2 separate regions of the Homo sapiens genome follow, and region 1 is linked to region 2. The links are chromatin contacts, found by Hi-C or POLR2A ChIA-PET in ENCODE. All regions are on one chromosome and are shown on one strand. Each heading gives the region's core, a stretch centred on a gene start or an enhancer-like site at or near the end of the contact. The rest is flanking DNA. Distances are from core to core; before and after follow the strand shown.

Region 1 (6,057 bases), core at 499-2,998, 230 kb before region 2:
TTCTCTTATGTCATACACATAATAAATATGAAATCCCATCTACTTTACCTTCCATACCATTATTAACCAATAAAAAGAAATGTATTCCTGGACAACAATTTACCAAAACCACTATTCCCTATGTCAAAGATTTAATTATGCTGATGAAATAATTTCTTCTTGATGAGACTCAAGCCAGCCAAGTGGTTTTGTACTCCTCATCATCATCCTGTAGATGAGATGAATTATCTGCCTCTTCCTCCAAATCCTTTCCACTTCTCCATCTAAAGTGAGAAAGATAGGAAGCTTAATCCCAACTTAGCCTTTTGCTAGCCCCATTCCTACTAACACTTATTTATATTTTTTTTGCCAATTAAAACTTCCCTGAATTGTGGCCATATCAATCAGAGGAAAGACAGGAGGACAAATCCAATCTAGCCCTTACGTTTTCACATCATTTTCTTTTAAGGCATGGAGATATTCCTTGTTACACAGCACTCATTTTTTTTTCCATATACCTCCAGCCATAAAACATACACACACACAAAAATGACAGAGGCTAACCCTAAAACCGATGGAAAAAGATACTTAGACAATGTGATCCATCCATCCAACCTACCCACTGATCATTCTTGCAAAATGGCCAATGCCATCATTCAGGGACTGACTTTCCACTTCATATACGACCAAATACTTACCATGTTTTTCCCTTATCTTGCTGTCTGTTAGCCAATTTTCCTTATCCCTTGACTACCTCCACCAGAAAGTGTGATTAAAAACTTAAAATTTAAAGGCCAAACAGTCCATCTCACTACTGTTTTATAACTCTGATAAAGATTTGGTGAGGTTGAAATTCCGTCTCAGGGGATTTCAATTATCTCTGCCTTTGAGGGCTAACTATCATTACAGCTAGTGATACGCCATGGACAGCTCACCTCCCATCTCCCCAGTGTGGGGCAAACTAATTATTCTATTTCCAATTGAACAACAAAACTTGCTTTCCCTTCTTCCCCAGGCCCCTTTCTTTCTCCACTGAAGAGTACAAACAGCCAAAACAAGGAAGCCCTTAAATAACAAAGAGTGAAATGTGCTTTTAAACATAACAGGAAACCTTACCAGATCTCTCTTCCTGCCTCCTTCTAGCTAGCCTGGTCTGAGGCAGATAATAATACAGGAATGTTGACATGTCCAAAGCCTACATAAACAAACTGGGACATTCTTGAAGTCTTGCATCTATGGCAGAAAAGCTTGCCTAATCCCCAAAGTAGGTAAAAATCAACATGGGCATAGAGAAATACCACATCCCTTTCCATATGGTTATATATTGATGCAGAAATGAATATCCCACTTCCAGTTTCTTGAGGGAGGCAGAGCCTGTCCAGATAACAATTTGTGAACAAGTAATTTGGCTTTACAGTCAACAGTGTCAACAATACCTTCTGAGGCACAGGGTAACAGAGAGTTTTAAGTGCCATTTAAAGAGGTTATGCAATAGCTGTCAAGAAATTTCAGAGGAAAAAAAATATTTGGTATCTAGGTTAAGTTAATATCACACTTCCTCTCTTCTAAATCTCCTTGGAAACTATTATTTGACCCAAATGAGTCAGATAATTTCTTAAGGAGGGCTCCAGCTGCAAATATGAGGATATGCATTGTGCTAACTGTTTGCTGCTGAGTGCTGATTGGGGAGTGAAAAGCCACCAGCAGCCCGAGGGAAAGTCCCAGTTTAGGGGAGAGGCAAAAATTGAGTGGCAGCACTGTGGCAACCCCAGTGAGCTGGAAGAGCACAGGGAATCTCAGCAAGAGGCTATGTGGAGGATGGTTCTCATTCCTTGGGGGAGGGATCCTGAAAAAGTACAGTTGCTGTCTTCCAATCAAGGAATGGACAAGCAAGATTTTTCCTAACGCCAGTGAGAAAATCTATACCAGTCTGAGAGATGGAGAACAGGCCTTGCTCTGGGTATATTCTGTGAGTATGCAATGATTGAAACCCCCGGCTCTCTTCCCAGCTCCCACAATGCACTTGTGCCCCTTTCCTTATGACCAGGCCTTTCTCTTCATTTACTGCTCTTGGCATTACAAACAGCCTTCAGGCAGGGGCCTCTCCATCATTCCCTGTCATTGAGGTCATATATTAAGAGCAACTGCTCAGCTGCAGTGTCAGAGCTGAACTTGTTCCCTGCCCCAGCACAATGTACAGATAGTCCATTTTGGTATGCAAAATAAAATCTTTCTCACTCTATCTACCAATTGTTCCTGTTATCACGGGACAATGTCTACTGAAGAGCATTTAAAGTGCTTTGTAGATAAAATAAAGAGCTTGGTGCTCAGCTAAAGAATGAATTAAACATTTATCTGTCATTACTGTGGTGCTCATACTTATATCAGGCATAGATAAAATATATCTAGGCATTTCTAGATAAAAATAGTCGAGTTCCTCTTTACAAAACACATGTGTATAATATACAGTTTTGAGGAATATGGGGAAAAAATCCTGATACAAGCAAAGTGTCTGAGCTGTAAGCAAACACACCCTAACTTACTGATTTGTTGTTCATGTCTACATGTTGGTCACACTAAGCAGGTAGACACTTATGCCCATAATGTTGTAACTGCTCAAAGATGTTTCTGGAAGCCCCATTCTACAATCACCTTTGGACCTGGGGCAGTTTTATTTTAACTTTCTCAAACTTCTTTTGAGAATGAATGTACTATGTAAAATAGTCATAAGACATCTGAGGTTGAGACTGATGAACAGAATTGGTGCTCTTGAGAAGGAATGTGAACAAAATCCTGAGACTAAGACTAACATGGGTTGTATGCCACGAAATTTTAAGAATTGAAAACTTCCCTCAAATAAGGGCAAAAGATAACTCATGGTAAAGACCCAAACTTACATGGTTTATAAATGGGGTACATTATAAAAACTCAGTGTACTATTTTATCATTATATAGCAAGCCATGGTGAAGGCATTTGATTACCTGGGGCAGATTTGGTGGAGCTTCTAGAGACCTCCCCTCTAGTGTCCTGGCTTCCCAAGCAGTATGAAGTGATTGATGGCTGGGGTTTCTGCTAAAACTGTTCTGTAGGGTGGCTGGGTGTTTCTCTAGATTGCTTTTCCTGGTAGGAAAGCCCCAAACCTGGTTTCATGGCCTTTGTGGAAAGATGTTGTAAGCTAATTTAGTCCCTCTAATAAAGCCCCTTTCTGATCCTACTAGCTGGGATCAATTTTGATGTCTGATTCTGACCTCAAGGAAGAATATTCTCAGAAAAATTCTCAGAGGACAAGAATATCACACCTTTTAGGCAATAGAGGACCAAGCCCCACAACTAAAAAATCCCCAAAACATTTGGCCTTTAAATTTACCTGGGATGGATCCTGCTATCTCCTCATCCATTCATGTCCCCCCAAAATCCCAAGATGTACCTGTCATCTTTATTTATCTGGTCTCCAAATCCCACGGTGTCAACAATGGTTAACTTCAGCCGTACATTGCTTTCCTGAAGCTCATAACTTCTGGCTTTTAACCGAACACCTGGTTCATTGTGAGTAGCTGGGTCACTTTCAAATTTGGTGTTGAACAAAGTGTCCATTAACGTGGATTTGCCAATGCCTGTCTCACCTACATAACCACAAAAGAAAAATCAGAGAATGTGTCAATGTCTCTCAGACATCAGTTCAATTCATCAGTATTTTTTATTAGTCATGATTATAAAGTTTAAAAAAGAAAAACTGTCACCAGAAATGTCACTGTGAAGAGATAATTCTTTCTATGTGTAATCTATGGAATACCTTCCTAAAAATGCCTCAATGAATTTCAGAAACTATTTAGCAGAGAGATTTCAAATTTACAGATCAAGAGATTCTTCTTTACCTCTGAATAGAAAAATTGTACTTGTAAGATTGCCTGTGCTCAGTTTGTATATTACAAGAACAAGAACATGAACTTTGTCTCTTTCTCTCCTAAATGTTAGAGTATAAATCTATATTACTTAAGGGATAAAAGACTATACTGTTGAATTTCTGTTACTTGAAACAAGTGATTCCATTTACACTGAATTACCTAAAAGATCAGTTAATTCAACATCAATATGATACCATGTCGTAGAAAAGAATTACATTATTCAAAATAACACTCTTGATGACAATAATCACTAACATCACTGAGTGCTCACTTTGTGCCAACCCCGGTGGCAAGAGCTTCTAGTGCATTATCTCTTTTATGTATGTATGTATATATGTATTTATTTATTCAATTTTGAGACAGAGTCTCGCTCTGTCCCCCAGGCTGGAGTACAGTGGCGCGATCTCGGCTCACTGCAACCTTCATCTCCTGGATTCAAGTGATCCTCCCAGATCAGCCTCCTGAGAAGCTAGGATTACAGGCACATGTCACCACACCTGGCTAATTTTTGTATTTTTAGTAGAGACGGGGTTTCACCATGTTGGCTGAGCTGGTCTTGAACTCCTGACCTCAAATAGTCCACCTGCCTCAGCCTCCTAAAGTGCTGGGATTACAGGCATGAGCCACCACGCCCGGCTACATTATCTCATTTAAACCCTAGTACTACTCCCATGAAATAGGTACTACTGTTTCCTCCATGTTCAAGATGGAACACTAGGCTTAGATAAGATTTATGAGTAACTTGCCTGAAGTCATTGCTAAGTGGTGGAACCAGGGTTCTAACTCAAGTCTGTATGGTTCCAACACCTGCACTCAACCAAGACAGCAGCCTGATTTTACTATTACACAGAAAACTGACTGCCTAACATTTTCCAGTTATGGTTATATTAATCTCTCCATATTGTTTTTATTTTTCTTTATCCAGCTGGAGTCAAGAAGCCAAACATTTGTGGCTTCTTAGATAGTTTTCCCAGCTTCAGTGTGAAGTTTGTGACAATGAAAGTAAATGATGTCAAATGACCTTATTTACACTGATAATTCAACTCAGTAAGTGTTTACTGAGATCTCCCATGTGCAAAGCAGAGTAGCAGGTATCTGTAACCACTGTACCAATCACATGATGACACCCAAATGTGGGGCTATGAAGAACTGCAGCCCAACCCTCAAAATAACACCAAGCAAATTCTCTCTTAATTCTAATTCTTATTGTTGAGTCAAAGACAGTTGGCAATGAGAAAAAAACAGCCTTATGTTCGTGGTGGTGGTGGCTGAGCATATGATGATGGAGAGAAGCAGGTAGAAATCTAGAAACATTAGCCCTAGGGATACCTTTTTTCTTTCTTAATCTGGAAAATTTTTCAATTAGATTTCCAGCTCAATTTAAACTTGCCAATATAGAACAGCCCTTTCAACTACTTCTAATCCCAATATGTTCCTAGGAGCATCCCCTCTTCTAAGGACTGCTATAATGACTTTAAGGATGGTAGTGTTCTATGGAAAAAAGAAAAGCTCTGGGCAACCCTCCCACTATAATGACAAAATCTACTTACTAGTTATAAATTCTGTATTGTATACTCATTGCTTTCTAACATAATACAAAAGTGAAGGAGGATGAAGTCTTTCTGGATTTGAGCTTTCTCTGATTAGAAAAGCCTTATATGGCTTGCCTGTAACTATGATGATTCACTTATAGGATAAAAGTTGGTCAAGTATATTCATCTTACTCTTTAACCTTTCCTGTGTGTCCCTGAACATCTAAGATCACAGAATTTCCTCTTTAGTCAACCATCATTCAGCCAGTATTTTTCCAGTGCCTACTATATACAAGTTCTGTGCCAAGTTCTGAGAATTCAAGAAACTAGCCTGATAGGGTGTTCTCCCACATCTTAGAATCTGGTCTAGAACATGACTGAATAATACCAGTCAGACTCTAATTTATAATTATGGGAACACCATTCTAAGTGTTTGTCATAACCGCTTTCCTCTTATAAGCAAGACCATCCTTTACATCCATGGCCCTGCTAGTTGGCCACAGACAACCAGACCATGGCTAGGTCCCTGACCTCAAGGCAACAACAGAAGCCCAATCATTTCACTATGAGCTGGGGCTCCACATTGGAGAGTGGTCTATCTAATCACAGTTTTTCTCTTTGGGTATTTGAATGAGATACA
Region 2 (5,816 bases), core at 2,084-4,583:
TTCATTTCTCAAAGAAAATGAACACAGTCTTGTTTCATTAGCTAAATTGTCAAATCCACACCAAGGAGAGGTTCTAACTCATATGTAGGATAACATTTGTGATGAAGCAACAGGAATCTGATTCCCACTAAATCAGTAAAGTTCCCACTGAAAAGGCCAGTTGATTAATTTCAGTCAGGGCAGAACTTAAAATTACTGGCAATGTGTGATAAAACTGATTCCTTTTGAGGAAAAATAATTAGTGCAATTAAATCTGAATAAGTGCATAACTTGTTTAAAACAGATCTAAAAAAGAGTAAACAGGGAACAAAATCTGTATCACAACCTTGGGGATTATATAAAAGTAGTGGAGACAGTATAAACTTATATAGCTAATAGAATAAATATGACAGGACTTTCAACTTCTGAGGTTATTTTTATTTTTAAATTTAACTTCAATTTCTGTTTATTTAAATTTTAAAAATTATTCAGATTATTAAATTCATGTTAGTCTTATTGTGATCATAACAGTAGGAACTGTACAGATGATTGGTAGTGGCTCTCAAATGTTAAAATACATCAGAATAACATGGGAAACCTGCTGAAATGCAGTTTCCAGCAGACTTGGTTTTGTCATAGCAATTGGTATTTTTAACAAGCATTCCAAGGATTCTGATGCAGATCGTATCCTGACCACACTTTGAGAAACCATTATTTAGTTTCTGAATGAGCTCCCCATTAAGAAATGTGAAGTTTTATTTAAAAATTAATAAGACAACCCTTTCTGATATTAAAATGGTCTTTATCATTTTATCCTATGCATCCCAAAGAGTTAAGGCAGCAGGAAATACTTTGTTCCCGATAATATATTCCTGTGTAGAAAAGCCCCTTCACATTCACTTGACCACTTTTTATACCTTGTAGGAAATGAAGTTATTTCTGGCTGTAGTTATTCCTTTTTCTAATAGTAAGGTGAATAAAATTCATGTTGTTCTAAAAGGAAAATAATAACTCCAACCTAACAATGAAGCCAGCACTACCATGGACAATTAAACTGAAGAGAAGTAAATTTGGAACCACATAAGAATAAAAAGCCAACATTTCCTTGGGTATCCAGAGACCCAGTATCTTAATAAGAGATGCCTGAATAACATACAAGTTTAAAGGTAGAGCTTAAAGCATATATTTACCATTTAAACTCATGAATTATTTTAGATGAGATATTAACAGTGGAGGAATAGGAAAACTGGGATGTCCCAGGTTGTTTCTCCTTTATAGCTCCCTCAAAGGACCTCAGTTAAGCCCACACTCCTCACCTTAAAAGACAGCCACTGATTCTTAGGGGTGGACCCAAACTTGTTAATCTTCTAGTCTGGAAACCAGCTGTGCAAAACAAACCCTAAAATGTTCCCATAGAGCAAAGGAAAAGATGTTTGGTTTCGACAGCATCTGGTCTCATAGAGAAACTCAGGCACTTTCACTGTGGATCCTCCCTTCATTCTTTGGGGTTAAGTGGCCACCGCAAGAAACAAAACAGCATGAGAAATGGCTGAGTCAACCAACATGTAGTGACATGCCCAGGAACTTCTCAAGTGGCCCAGGAAGTGGAGGCCTCCTGATTTTCTCGCAGGACATTGTCCTTTCCTGGAACCTTGCGGGTGGCTGGAGTATCTGCATTTGGAGTATTGCAAGATTATCTCACCTGAGTTCTGACCAGAAGTGTATCTCCAAAATTATCACATCCACAAAGACAATTATTGACTGTGAGCAAACATTCTCAGTGACATCACGCGTATTCTGAAACCCTGACCAACAACATGCTCCTTACTGTTCTCATGGTCTTGGCAAAGGATACTGTTGGGAGAAAGAAGAATGGTTTCTACTGTAAATGAGTTTTTAAAAATAGTGGGAGAAGAATGCAAAATAGGAAAGGGATAAATACATAGATTTCTAGCTAAACGCATTTAAAAGGAAACTTTGAAAATTTGGTTAGTGATTTCTTTAAAGTACAGAGGTCAAGTCCTATTACAATAAATATCACATCCACCTAAAAATTAGATTTCAAAGTCTCACTTGGTGCCTTACCCATTTCACATAACAGAACAAAGTTTCCACATAATGAAAGAATGGACACAATCCTAGGAGTGTCACAAGCTTTCAGATGTTTGTGGCATGCCAAGCAGCATTGCCTGTTACTGTGCTGTGGGAGTCAATTACTTTTATGTCTATAAATTAGAAAAGTGGCTGGGTGAAGTGGCTCATGCCTGTAATCCCAGCACTTCTGGGACCAAAGCGGAAGGATCCCTTGAGCCCAGGAGTTTGAAACCAGCCTGGGCAACATAGCGAGACCCCCGTCTCTATAAAAAATCAAAAAATTAGCCAAGCATAGTGGTGCACACCTGTGGTCCCAGCTACTTGGGAGGCTGAGATGGGAGGATGGCTTGAGCCTCAGAGGTTCAGACTGCAATGAGCTGTTATCGCACCACTCTGCACTCCAGCCTGGGCAACATAGTAAGACCCTTTCTCAAGAAAATAAATAAAAATTTTTGAGAAAGACTGAATATGTAAAATGTTCCCCAGTCAAATCCCGAAAAATGGTCATCTCGAAGAGTGTTGGGAACTGGGAGCCCCCTGGATTCCTCTGAGGAATTTCACTAAGAATAACTGTAGACGTTTGCTGGCTGTCTTCCACCTGGCTTGGCTTGTGAGGGCTCATTCAGTATCAGCAAGACACACAGGTAGTTACTGATGGAGTTAATTTCAGGCTCCCATGTTGGCCTAAGACTGATGACCATGCAGTGTGGCTGTTGAATGCTGTCACTGGTTCTACTGCTTTCCTGGGAGACAGGACCTCTGAATGAAAACATCCCTGGGAAACCAAGGTGCTGTCTTATTTGTATCAATGGAGTCATGCAGTATATAAGCTCCAAAGAACAAAGCCATAGCTTTGGTTGACTATGCAAAGGAAACTTCTGGGTGGCCAGTTGTTTATAAGTTAATCAAAAGACATCTCTACTGGAGACCCAAACTACAATTTTGATATTCTTACATAGGAGATAAAACTTCATTAAGTAATGAAAATGTACTAAGGGGAGAAGGAGCATTTGGTTCCCTTGTCATTTTTTTTTTTTTTTTACTTCAAAATTTTACTCCCCCAATTTTCTAAGACTGGCTACTATGAAACTCGTAAGCCCAAATCAACAAAGGTGGCCACCAGCCACAGATCAAACGTGAAAAAACAAATCTACCTCTAGCACAGCCTGGGATGTACTACCTGCTCAAAGTATAAGGCTACTGCCATCTCCAGCAGCTGTAAACATAGCCTGGCTGCCAGCCCATAACCTCCTCAGCCTTCCAGTTTGTTTTTATAAGCTTACAACTGGGGCTACAGAGTAACCTCTGAAATGTTATTATTGAAACATGATAAAGCAAAATCAGTCTTCAGAGGTTAAGGAGGCAGTTTTTAATCAAAGTGTGGTCAACAGGTTTGACATTTTAGAAAACATTTTTTTTTTTTAAAGCATCATTAAAACAGCCTCAATAAACAGGCCGTATTTAGCCCAAATCTTGTTCAGGAGAACAGCATGGGCTCCGTTTGAATTTTGTTGGATTCTGGACGTCCTCCTCCTATTATATAGGTCTGAGAGTTGTCTTTGTTAATAAAATTTAGCTTTGTTTCCCCACCAGTGATAATGACATGAAGCACTAGGAAATGATGCAATAACCGCAGTGCATGAGGCCTTCCTCCTGGGGAAGGTGTGAGACAGGAGGGGAGCAGGACTCCCCCATACTCAGTCCAGTGGAAGCGCAGAATGCCTGCTCGTGTTGGTAAAAATAAGACAGGAATGTAAGAAAAAAAGTCTTCACGCTCAACGTGACTATCTTTGGAATTCATTTCATTAAGGTTTTCACAAAATACAAAGCTCAAACGTAATCATCTATGTCCACCACAAAACAGAATCAAATAAGTGGTTAGCACAACAAACATAGTGATCTTTTCCATTTTAAAAAATATAAATAACAATGTTCAAGGTTTTACAGTTTTCTTAGTGTGTGTCTTTTTAAGGCTTTATGTTGCAGACCCTTCATTAATGGTACTTGTACCCTGCCATCAGGATACACTGCCCACCAGCAAGGAAGGCCACTGTGGATACATTCCTGAGGGGGACACACACTGATCCATGTTGCCTCAGCCTGTTAAAAACTAAATGATCAAACACCCTCCAATCAGTTCTCAGTTTCATTAACTTTCTTTCTACTACAAAGTAATAATAGAAAGGGGTACGTGTCCAGCAGCATTCGAGCTCTCAGAAGATCAATCAGGAAGGGCAAGAAGGAAAAAGGCTTCCTCCTGGAGAGAATTTTTTTCCTTTCATCAGGAACAAACACCAATAACCCAGATAGTTCAAACAGTGGTTTGTACTGAAACATTTTTCAGATTAAATAGTGTTGAGAGAAACAGTGATCTTTTGGTTGGGTATTTTAGAAGAGGTTAAAGTGGAGAGGTTAATGTTGGGAAAATACCACTGAAAGTACAGCCCCCAGCAGGAATGGGCTCACTCGTGAGGTTTGGGGGCAGAGCCAGGGCCCCAGCCTTGGGAATGAAATCTGAGGGCAGGCTCTCCAGCAGACACTTGACCTGCTCCTGGCCCAGCTTGATCTTGTCATCCAGCTTCCGTTGCTCAATGAGGAGCGTGGACTTCATTTTCACGAAGTGCTGGTAGTCCTGGAGCTGCTCCTCTGAAAGGTAATTGGCCAAGATGCCCAGCACTACTCGCTCCCTGCGATCCAGGTTCTCCTTCAGCTCCCGGGCATCCTCATGCTGACCAGCCAGGATCTTCCTTTTCTCGTAAAGAGAGCTCTGCCAGGGAAAATTGGACAGATCAATGAAGGCCAGGGAAAGGGAGAAAAGAGCCAGACTCCCTGCAAGGACACCTCTGACAGGACTGGGAAATATCTAAGCTCTATTCCTATTGTCACTCCTAAGTAAGGAGGCTAACTTTTTGAAAATCAGATTATCCTTATATTACATATTACAGCATTCTCTAAATTGTAACATCATAGGATAGCTTCAGTTTGAGAGCTGTTACATTAAATTGGCTGGAGATAAAATTGCTTTCAGATTCTTGACTTTAAAAACCAATCATCAGCTGGGCTTGGTGGCTCACGCCTATAATTCCAGCACTTTGGGAGGCCGGGATGGATGGATCACTTGAGGCCAGGAGTTCAAACCCAGCCTGGCCAACATGGTGAAACCCCGTCTCTACTAAAAATACAAAAATCACCTAGGCATGGTGATGCATGCCTGTAATACCAGCTACTTGGGAGGCTGAGGCATGAGAATTGCTTGAACCCAGGAGGCAGAGGTTGCAGTGAGCCGAGATGTGCCACTGCACTCCAGCCTGGATGACAGAGTGAGACTCTTGTCTCAAAAAAAAAAAAAAAAATCATCAAGGTACCTTGAGTATATACATGAATACGGTGGTTCTCAAGGTGTGGTTGCTGGACCAGCAGCAGTGGCATCACCTGGGAAATTGTTAGAAATGCAAGGGTTCAGGCCCTCTTCCACCTCTTGAATAAAAAACTCTGGAGGTGAGGCCCAGCAACCTGTTTTAACAAGCCTTCCAGATGATTCTTTTGCGGCTAAAGTTTGAGAACCTCTCCCTAATCCATAATAGCAATGAGATCATATTTCCCATCTCTAAAGAAGCCAGTTTCCATTTTTTCAGTTCTCTTTTGCAGGCCTCTGATCCAAAATGAGAGAAATTCTGTTCAACAATGACGGCAATGTCATATTCTAAGAGTTTCTTATGCTTTTCTATGATATTGTAGCATAT

What was found. Hi-C counts contacts between places; a loop is a spot of excess contacts on that map. ChIA-PET counts read pairs that join two places held with the same protein, here RNA polymerase II (POLR2A). Pooled maps may share reads with other maps.
Region 1: a map of posterior vena cava shows a loop between it and region 2 (2.2-fold over the local background). The contact joins two enhancer-like sites. A Hi-C loop is called at or near these places in 1 of 168 maps with a recorded cell type or tissue (posterior vena cava), 3 of 37 single-sample maps with no recorded cell type and 3 of 50 pooled maps. POLR2A ChIA-PET finds 5 or more read pairs at or near these places in 2 of 52 experiments (OCI-LY7 and activated T-cell).

What each region holds. Positions count from the first base shown.
Region 1 is chr4:77,003,147-77,009,203 of GRCh38, reverse strand. SEPTIN11 (septin 11) reads right to left here. Exons shown (of 10, transcript NM_018243.4): 3 at 3,408-3,603. Among named protein-coding and RNA genes, the nearest start is that of SEPTIN11, 56 kb to the right of the region's middle. Within about 2 kb of position 1,748, at least 10 of the 41 ENCODE cell types and tissues checked have a DNase peak (open chromatin) inside an H3K27ac peak, as active enhancers do.
Region 2 is chr4:76,777,833-76,783,648 of GRCh38, reverse strand. It overlaps SHROOM3 (shroom family member 3), which reads right to left. Exons shown (of 11, transcript NM_020859.4): 11 at 396-4,840. The coding sequence ends at 4,472. The region is part of intron 1 of SHROOM3-AS1 (SHROOM3 antisense RNA 1); the gene reads left to right. Among named protein-coding and RNA genes, the nearest start is that of SHROOM3-AS1, 22 kb to the left of the region's middle. RefSeq lists enhancers at 1,419-1,713, 1,447-1,816, 948-1,907, 947-2,146. Within about 2 kb of position 3,333, at least 2 of the 41 ENCODE cell types and tissues checked have a DNase peak (open chromatin) inside an H3K27ac peak, as active enhancers do.